Regions from separate parts of the Homo sapiens genome. Here regions 1 and 3 are each linked to region 2. Evidence: read pairs that join two places in POLR2A ChIA-PET (ENCODE). Cell type or tissue: Caco-2. All regions are shown on one strand. Region 1 has its middle 12 kb from the start of POLR2M. Region 2 has its middle 40 kb from the start of GCOM1. Region 3 has its middle 27 kb from the start of LINC01413.

Evidence for each region. ChIA-PET counts read pairs that join two places held together with the same protein. Peaks named below come from ENCODE experiments on the same cell type or tissue, not always from the same donor. Only the 100,000 strongest peaks of a DNase experiment are listed, where the experiment ranks them.
Region 1: POLR2A ChIA-PET joins it to region 2 with 5 read pairs; 9 of 35 experiments call an interaction of 5 or more read pairs at or near these places.
Region 3: POLR2A ChIA-PET joins it to region 2 with 5 read pairs; 4 of 35 experiments call an interaction of 5 or more read pairs at or near these places.

What each region holds. Positions count from the first base shown.
Region 1 is chr15:57,717,835-57,720,334 of GRCh38, reverse strand. No RefSeq gene overlaps it. Among named protein-coding and RNA genes, the nearest start is that of POLR2M, 12 kb to the right of the region's middle. In Caco-2, no CTCF peak of the experiment used is centred here; no DNase peak of the experiment used is centred here.
Region 2 is chr15:57,550,824-57,553,323 of GRCh38, reverse strand. No RefSeq gene overlaps it. Among named protein-coding and RNA genes, the nearest start is that of GCOM1, 40 kb to the left of the region's middle. RefSeq lists an enhancer at 1,319-1,613. In Caco-2, no CTCF peak of the experiment used is centred here; DNase peaks (open chromatin) are centred at 1,123, 1,443 and 1,824; H3K4me3 peaks cover 211 bases.
Region 3 is chr15:57,344,609-57,347,108 of GRCh38, reverse strand. No RefSeq gene overlaps it. Among named protein-coding and RNA genes, the nearest start is that of LINC01413, 27 kb to the right of the region's middle. In Caco-2, no CTCF peak of the experiment used is centred here; a DNase peak (open chromatin) is centred at 1,268.

The DNA of each region.
Region 1 (2,500 bases), 170 kb before region 2:
CTGGCTCCCCAGAGAATGCGATGTCGATTAGAGACAGGTCCTGTGAAAATGAAGAATTCACAATAGCAAAGACTTGGAACCAACCCAAATGTCCAACAATGATAGACTGGATTAAGAAAATGTGGCACATATACACCATGGAATACTATGCAGCCATAAAAAATGATGAGTTCATATCCTTTGTAGGGACATGGATGAAATTGGAAACCATCATTCTCAGTAAACTATCGCAAGAACAAAAAACCAAACACCGCATATTCTCACTCATAGGTGGGAATTGAACAATGAGATCACATGGACACAGGAAGGGAAATATCACACTCTGGGGACTGTGGTGGGGTCGGGGGAGGGGGGAGGGATAGCATTGGGAGATATACCTAATGCTAGATGACACATTAGTGGGTGCAGCGCACCAGCATGGCACATGTATACATATGTAACTAACCTGCACAATGTGCACATGTACCCTAAAACTTAGAGTATAATAAAAAAAAAAAAAAAAAAAAAAGAAAATGAAGAATTATCATTCCTGTAGACGACTATTATATAATGAGATTAATCCTCGTAACATCTTCCACGATTTAGGTTAAGCCCCAAGCTTTAGCGCTTCCTTCCTTCCCTAGACATAGTCATTTGAAAACTGAAGGCAAGAGTTCACAACTACTGCATTCATTCCATTTTCCCAGTTTAAACCTAAATGTGACTTTTTAAAAAATCCTTTCTCTTCCGTTTTTCCTCAGTCAAAACTACACAATACTTCAGGTAGTCACACTAAACAGCATTCTGAATTTTCTATTTAACTCAAAGAAACTAAAAATAGTCATCGGTATAGAAAGAATAAGTCTAATGTACTTTAGTCAAGGGCAAAGTTCCAAATCCCCTATCTCCTAAATTTCAATATATAGATTGTTAGAAAAGTTAATCAATGACAGACTATCAAACGTATTTTTGAAAATGAATAAGAATTTGCACTACACCAAGGATTTTGTGTGTATGGAACATGACAAGCTGATTCTAAAATCTGTATGAAAATGCAAAGGGCCAAAAATTCCCAAGGCACTTTGAAGAATAAGATGGCGGGCCTTGATCCAGCCTTATCATTAAGCTATCATAAACAAGGCAATGGAGTATTAGCACAAATGGGTTAATGGAACTGAAGAAAGAATCCAGAAGGTAACACAGACATATACAGATGCTTGATCTATGGCAGGAGTGCACGGAGGAGCAGCTGGGAATGACTGCGTTTGCACTCCGTAATGCTAGCACCAGGGCTGTCCAGAAGGACCCCTCCCTCACACAGTCATGAATATCTTCCAGGTGGAATCAAAGACCTAACGTGAAAGTCAACATTATAAACCATTTTTTAATTATAAAGATTTTTAAAGATAAAAGATTATCTTCATGACTTCAGGATAGGAGAAGTCCTTAAAACAAGCCACAAAAGGCACTAAATGTAAGATAGATTTGCCATTAAAATTAAGAATTTATCAATCATCAGGAAGAGAATGAGGGCTGGATGTGGTGGATCATGCCTGTAATCCCAGCACTTGAGGAGGCTGAGGTAGATCACTTGAGCTCAGGAGTTTAAGACCAGCCTGTGCAATATAGTGAGACCCCATCTCTGGAAAAAAAAAAAAAAAAAAAAAGAGAATGAAAAATAATCCCCCAAATGGAGAGGATATTTCCAACAAATATAGCCAACCAAATACCAAATTATTTGATTGAATACCGAGGATTAGTCTCCAGAATATATCCTACAAATCAATGAGAAAAAAACCAGCTGACACAACACAATGGAAAAAGAAAAAACTCGGATGGAGTCCAGTGCAGTAGTTCCTGCCTGTAATGTCAGCTACTCAGGAGGCTGAGGCAGAAGTATCCCTTGAGCCTAGGAGTTAGAGGTTGCAGTCAGCTGTGATCATGCCACTGTACTCCAGCCCAGCCTGGGCAACAGAACAACTCTGTCTCTTTAAAAAAAAAAAAAAAGACTTGAATGGGGACTTTTCAAAAGAAGAAATCCAGTGCCCAATAAACCTAAGAAAATGCTCATATGCCATTTCCAATCAGGAAAAGGTAAAATAAAACCACAATGAGGCCGGGTGTGGTGGCTCACACCTGTAATCCCAGCACTTTGGGAGGCCGAGGCAGGTGGATCATGAGGTCAGAGATCAAGACCATCCTGGCTGACACGGTGAAACCCCGTCTCTACTAAAAATACAAAAAATTAGCTTGGCGTTGTGGCATGCGCCTGTAGTCCCAGCTACTCGGGAGGCTGAGGCAGGAGAATCGTTTGAACAGAGGAGGCGGAGGTTGCAATGAGCCAAGATCGCACCACTGAACTCCAGCCTGGGTGACAGAGCATGACTCCATCTCAGAAGAGAGAGAGAAAACGCACACACACACACACAAACAAACGTCTACTATATAAACATCATATTGGCTAAAATTAAAATCTGGCCACACCAAGTGTTGATAAACAAGCACTCTCATACATCATGGA
Region 2 (2,500 bases):
AGAAATCAGGGTGGCCTGGCAGCAAGGGAGCACTCAGGATAAAATGAGAGATCCAAAGATCACAGCAGTAAGTGGCACCAAAGCAGCCAGGCTAGAGGAACAGCTAAGATTTCCTGGCCAGCCACGTCCATGAGACCCGTGGCTTCCATGGCTCACTTCATCTCCACCTGCCTCTGACTGCTGTGCTCAGGATGGAGGCAGGCAGCAGGCTGTCGAGTTGCATGGAAACCGGCCATTGAAGGGGAGATCTGGATGACTGGGAGTCCGTAGGAGCCCCTAATACAGGGACCAAATTAAAGACCTATGTCCTCTAGGACGTGTAAGGCTGGGTGAGAGGCAGCAGAGTGTGAACTCCAGAGCCAGACCCAGAATCCAATTCCAGTTCCCCCACATCCTACCACATGCCCTTGGTTAGGTTAGTAACCTCTGCCTGGGTTGCCTCACTTGTCACAACAGGACCTACTCAGGGGATGATCGTGAGGATCAAGTGAGCCAATAGGCATAAAGGGCTTAGGCAATGCCTGGTACCTAGCAAGTGAGTGCAACACATTAGCTGTGGAATTATATATGGTCTCAGGGAAAACAGTGGGTATGGACTGCAGATAGAGAGCTAGCAAAGCACAAGGAAAAACAGACACGTTTGGCATCACATAAATATATGAAGGACTTAATATTGACAGGTCATTTCCACTTAGTTTCATAACGATTTTGTAGCCCTACTGTAAGCACCTAAAGGTCCTAGACCGTGGCCTAAACCTTGTTCACCGGCGGTTCCTGTCCCACACTGGCAGGTGCTAATTGTGGGCTGGCTACTTACTCTATGTGCGGCTGATGGCAAAATGCCCAACTTCCCTGAGACTTAGCTTCCTTACCTCCCAAAAAACCAGTTTCCACCTTTCTTCAAAAATTGTTTAATTGCATTTACCCTGCAAACCTCTGGAATCACATTTCCCATCCCCTGGGAGTTGTTGACAACTGTTGTGAGACCAAGTAAGATCCTGCGCAGTGGGAACCTTGCAACCTTCCCCCCACACTACCTTCAACTTACTGTTGAATGTCTCTCCGACTTGCACTTCTCTTAGCTTTCATAACCAGTGAGGGGCACACACTCCAGCCTTTCTTTATTGACGGAGATGGGCTGGGCCTTGGTCATGCCTGTGAAAGTCAGTGACAATCTTTAGCCCTGTGTATTCGGCAGGTCTGAGGGCAGGACCAAGGCATGTGGATCCCTCTGCAAAGCCTAGAACGTCTGAATTTGGGGCTGTTACACCCCTGAGAGGAACCTGTCAAGTCATTTCTCCCCAATCATTTGAAGATTTAGAACAGAAACATTTCCGGCTAATGACAGTCTTCCAACAAAGACAGGCTCCCCGTAACTATCCACAAGCTCAGAGGAGGAATGCTGAGAATGTGAAGGAAATGAACTGCCGGCCTGGGGGACGTTTTTCCTTTGGCTCTGGGCCTCCTGAGTCACATTCTTCCTGAGGGCGTGAGGGAAAGGTATCCGCTCAGAATCTCATTTCCACCAAGAGGACTTCAGCTGAGGGGCCAAATAAAGAGGCCTAAATACAAAAGCAAATAATGCTAAAAAGGGTGACTTTTACTACAAATTAGAAAATTATGTACCTCATCATACATGACTTTAAAAAAAAAAAAAAAGGAAACAATCTATACAAAGGCTTTGCATTTACTAAAATTAAAAAATCTCATTTACATTAGGTTACCCCTTCCAATTAGAACCAGGAGAATCAGTGCTGCTAGAGAGCTGGAGGGACAGGTCATCCACATTGACCTGGAGGCAGAGGCGGTTGTGGACAGAGCTCTGGACAGGACACAGCAGTGAACTGCGGCAGCTCAATGAAGGGCTGCTCTGGTGGGTGGGCAGTGTGGCAGGAACCCACCAAGGTAGGGACCCAGAGAGGAACAGCAAGAGAAAGCCATGACCCGCCCTTAGAACTGGAGGCTGAAGGAGAGATCACCCAAGTCCCAGGGGAGCCCACTTGAAAGTGCCACACAGAGCAGGGAGTGATGCAGACACATCCAGAATTCCACCTGCTCCCACTGGCTGAACCCAACCAGAGTGGCCATCAGGGAACCCATGGCCTGTATGGGTCAGCCTCCAGGGGACAGGGCAAAGAATAGACAGATCTGAGGACAATGATCATCATTGGTCCCCTTCCATGAGGAAGCTGCTTTGGTTTCTGTAAAATAGAGACTGTGGTGCCTGCTATGGGCCTGGTGTGAGATCAAGAGAGATTATGGGCCAACTAGGATTGCAGAAGACCTCGAATTTAGGAAAAGGGGTAAACAGGGGGCTCCTGCTTATTCTGTAATTAACATTGAACATGCTTCCTCTTTTGCCATGTTCTGGAACGGGCAGTTTGGATTTCTCAGAACATCACAAGAATCCAGAGCCATTAATTCCCTCAGCATTCACCACTGACCAGTCCCCACCCTTCTGTTTCAGAAACCGGTCCCAGGGCTGGAAGGCCTCCAAGTT
Region 3 (2,500 bases), 210 kb after region 2:
TGAGGAGCTCGAGGTCAGTCCAGGAGACATGGCCTGGAGTTTCCGCTGGCAGGAACAGAGGCCTCTCCAGCAGCTCAGGTACAAGGGAAGGTTTGCTGTGAAGTCGCCCAGGGGGTCTCACAAGTGAGGACCTGATGGAAACCAGGCCGTCCTCAGGAGCAGGGTCTCTCTCTACCTTGTTTGTCCCCCTCACTCTCTTTCCTCTGCTGCCTAGCTTCCTCAGTTTTCCCCCAGCCCCTGCCCCCCACCCCAGATTCTGACTGACAAGTGACTGTGACTTGGCCTGGCCCTTGCCCCCCAGCACCAGCCGCCCTCAGCCAATGGTGCAGCCTCCATGTCTCAATTCCAGATTCTGCAGTAAGCACGGGTTTCCGCACCAGGCCCCAAAAGACCTTTGAGGGGTTCTGCTTGATCGGGGTCCCTTGGTTCGGTTAGCTGTGGCCAGGGAGAAGAGTAGGAGCCTGTAGAAGGAGGGAGAACCAGCCGGACGTGGTGGCTCACGCCTGTAATCCTAGCACTTTGGAAGGCTGAGGCGGGCGGATTGCCTGAGCTCAGGAGTTCAAAACGAGCCTGGGCAACACAGAGAAACCCCAACTCTACCAAAAAATACAAAAAAATTAGCCGGATGTGGCGGCAGGCGCCTGTAGTCCCAGCTACTCAGGAGGCTGAGGCAGGAGAATTGCTTGAACCCGAGAGGCAGAGGTTGCAGTGAGCTGAGATCTCGCTACTGCACTCCAGCCTGGGTGACAGAGCGAGACTCCATCTCCAAAAGAAAAAAAAAAGGAAGGAGAACCTTCCAGCATGAACAGTCAGGGTGAACACAGCCACATCAGAGGTGGTGGGGTCTGAGCCAGGCCTTCAACCACAGGGAATCAGAAAGAGAAGAGCGCTTTCTACTCCAAGCACAAGGGTGGGACATGACAAGGTGTTTCAGGGCCCCACAGGTGAGAGGGTTTGGAGTGAAGGAGAAGCAGAGGAAGGCAGAGGTGGCCTTTGTCTTGTTGATCCGGGTCTTGATTGTTAAGCTGGATAGCACTGGCCCTATAGAAGTTCTGTCGTTTTCTAAGGTATTTTTAGCTACAGAGACCTTTTGTTTCCACATCAAATATTACCCAGAAGCTTCCTGGATGAATCCGAGAAAAGCAGGACAGTGCTGGTCACAGCAGAGGTGAGGACAAAGTCACTGGCCCAGGAACCCTCATCTCCTCTTCGTCACCCCACAGCTTCCTGCAATGGCTTTCCCCAGCTCCTAGCCCTGTGGAACAGTGACAACTGCTGGTGGGCGATGGGGAGCTAGGGAAGGGTTTTCTGCAGGAGAGTAATGGGGCAGGGAGACAGACACAAGCGTGAGAGCCTGGACCACAGATATGGAGCCACCTTGAGAAGGAAGAGGAAGCAGCATTTGGGCAGTTTGAGGAGAAAAGGAGAAGCCAAGATAACAGAGCAGTTCTGAGCCTGGGGGTCTGGAGTCTGGATGTCAGGCAGGGGACGCAGTAGGGGAGGAGAGTGACAGCTGCTTTTTAGACAGGGTGAGTTGATGGTAATGGCAAGCAAAAAACCAAAAAAACGAAAAGGTTACCAGCTGGCCGCAGTGGCTCACACCTGCAATCTCAGCATTTTGGGAGGCCGGGGAGGGAGGATCACTTGAACCCAGGAGGTTGAGGCTACAGTGAGCCGGGATCATGCTGCCGCAATCCAGTCTGGGTGACAGAGCGAGACCTTTTCTCAAAAAATAAAAATAAACTGGTCTCGGTGGTAATCTCAGCACTTTTGAAGCCCGAGGCAGGAGGATTGCTTGAGTTTGGGAGTTCAAGACTGGTCTGGGCAACATAGTGAGACTTTGTCTCTACTAAATTTTTTTTTTTTTAATTAACTGGGCATGGTGGCACAAGCCTGTAGTCGCAGCTACTTGGGAGGCTGAGACAGGAGGATCACTTGTACCCAGGAGTTCAAGGCTGTAGTGAGCTATGATCGGGCCACTGTACTCCAGCCTGGGCAACAGAGTGAGACCCTGTCTCAAAAAATAAATAAAAATAAAAATAATGTTTTCTAAAAAAGGCTACCCCATACACTGCTGAGCTCTGAGCAAAAGTGAGGTCACCACAGCTGCCCAAAGAAGCAAAACAAGGTGGGTTTTCAGAAAGGCCCCACTGTCTCAGGAAGCAAGCAGGCAGCCTAGGATTTCTTGATTGGGGTGAAGAGGTTTAAGGCCCAACACAAAGTTGGAGTTAATTAAATCATAGCAAATTACACTAGAACCTCATTATTTCAATGTTGGTTAATTTAAAGTAAAGTAGCAACTATTTCTTTTTTTTCTTTTTGAGACGGAGTTTTGCTCTTGTCGCCCAGGCTGGAGTGCAATGGTGCAATCTCGGCTCACTGCAACCTCCACCTCCCGGGTTCAAGCGATTCTCCTGCCTCAGCCTCCAGAATAGCTGAGATTACAGGTGCCTGCCACCATGCCTGGCTAATTTTTGGATTTTCAGTAGAGACAGGGTTT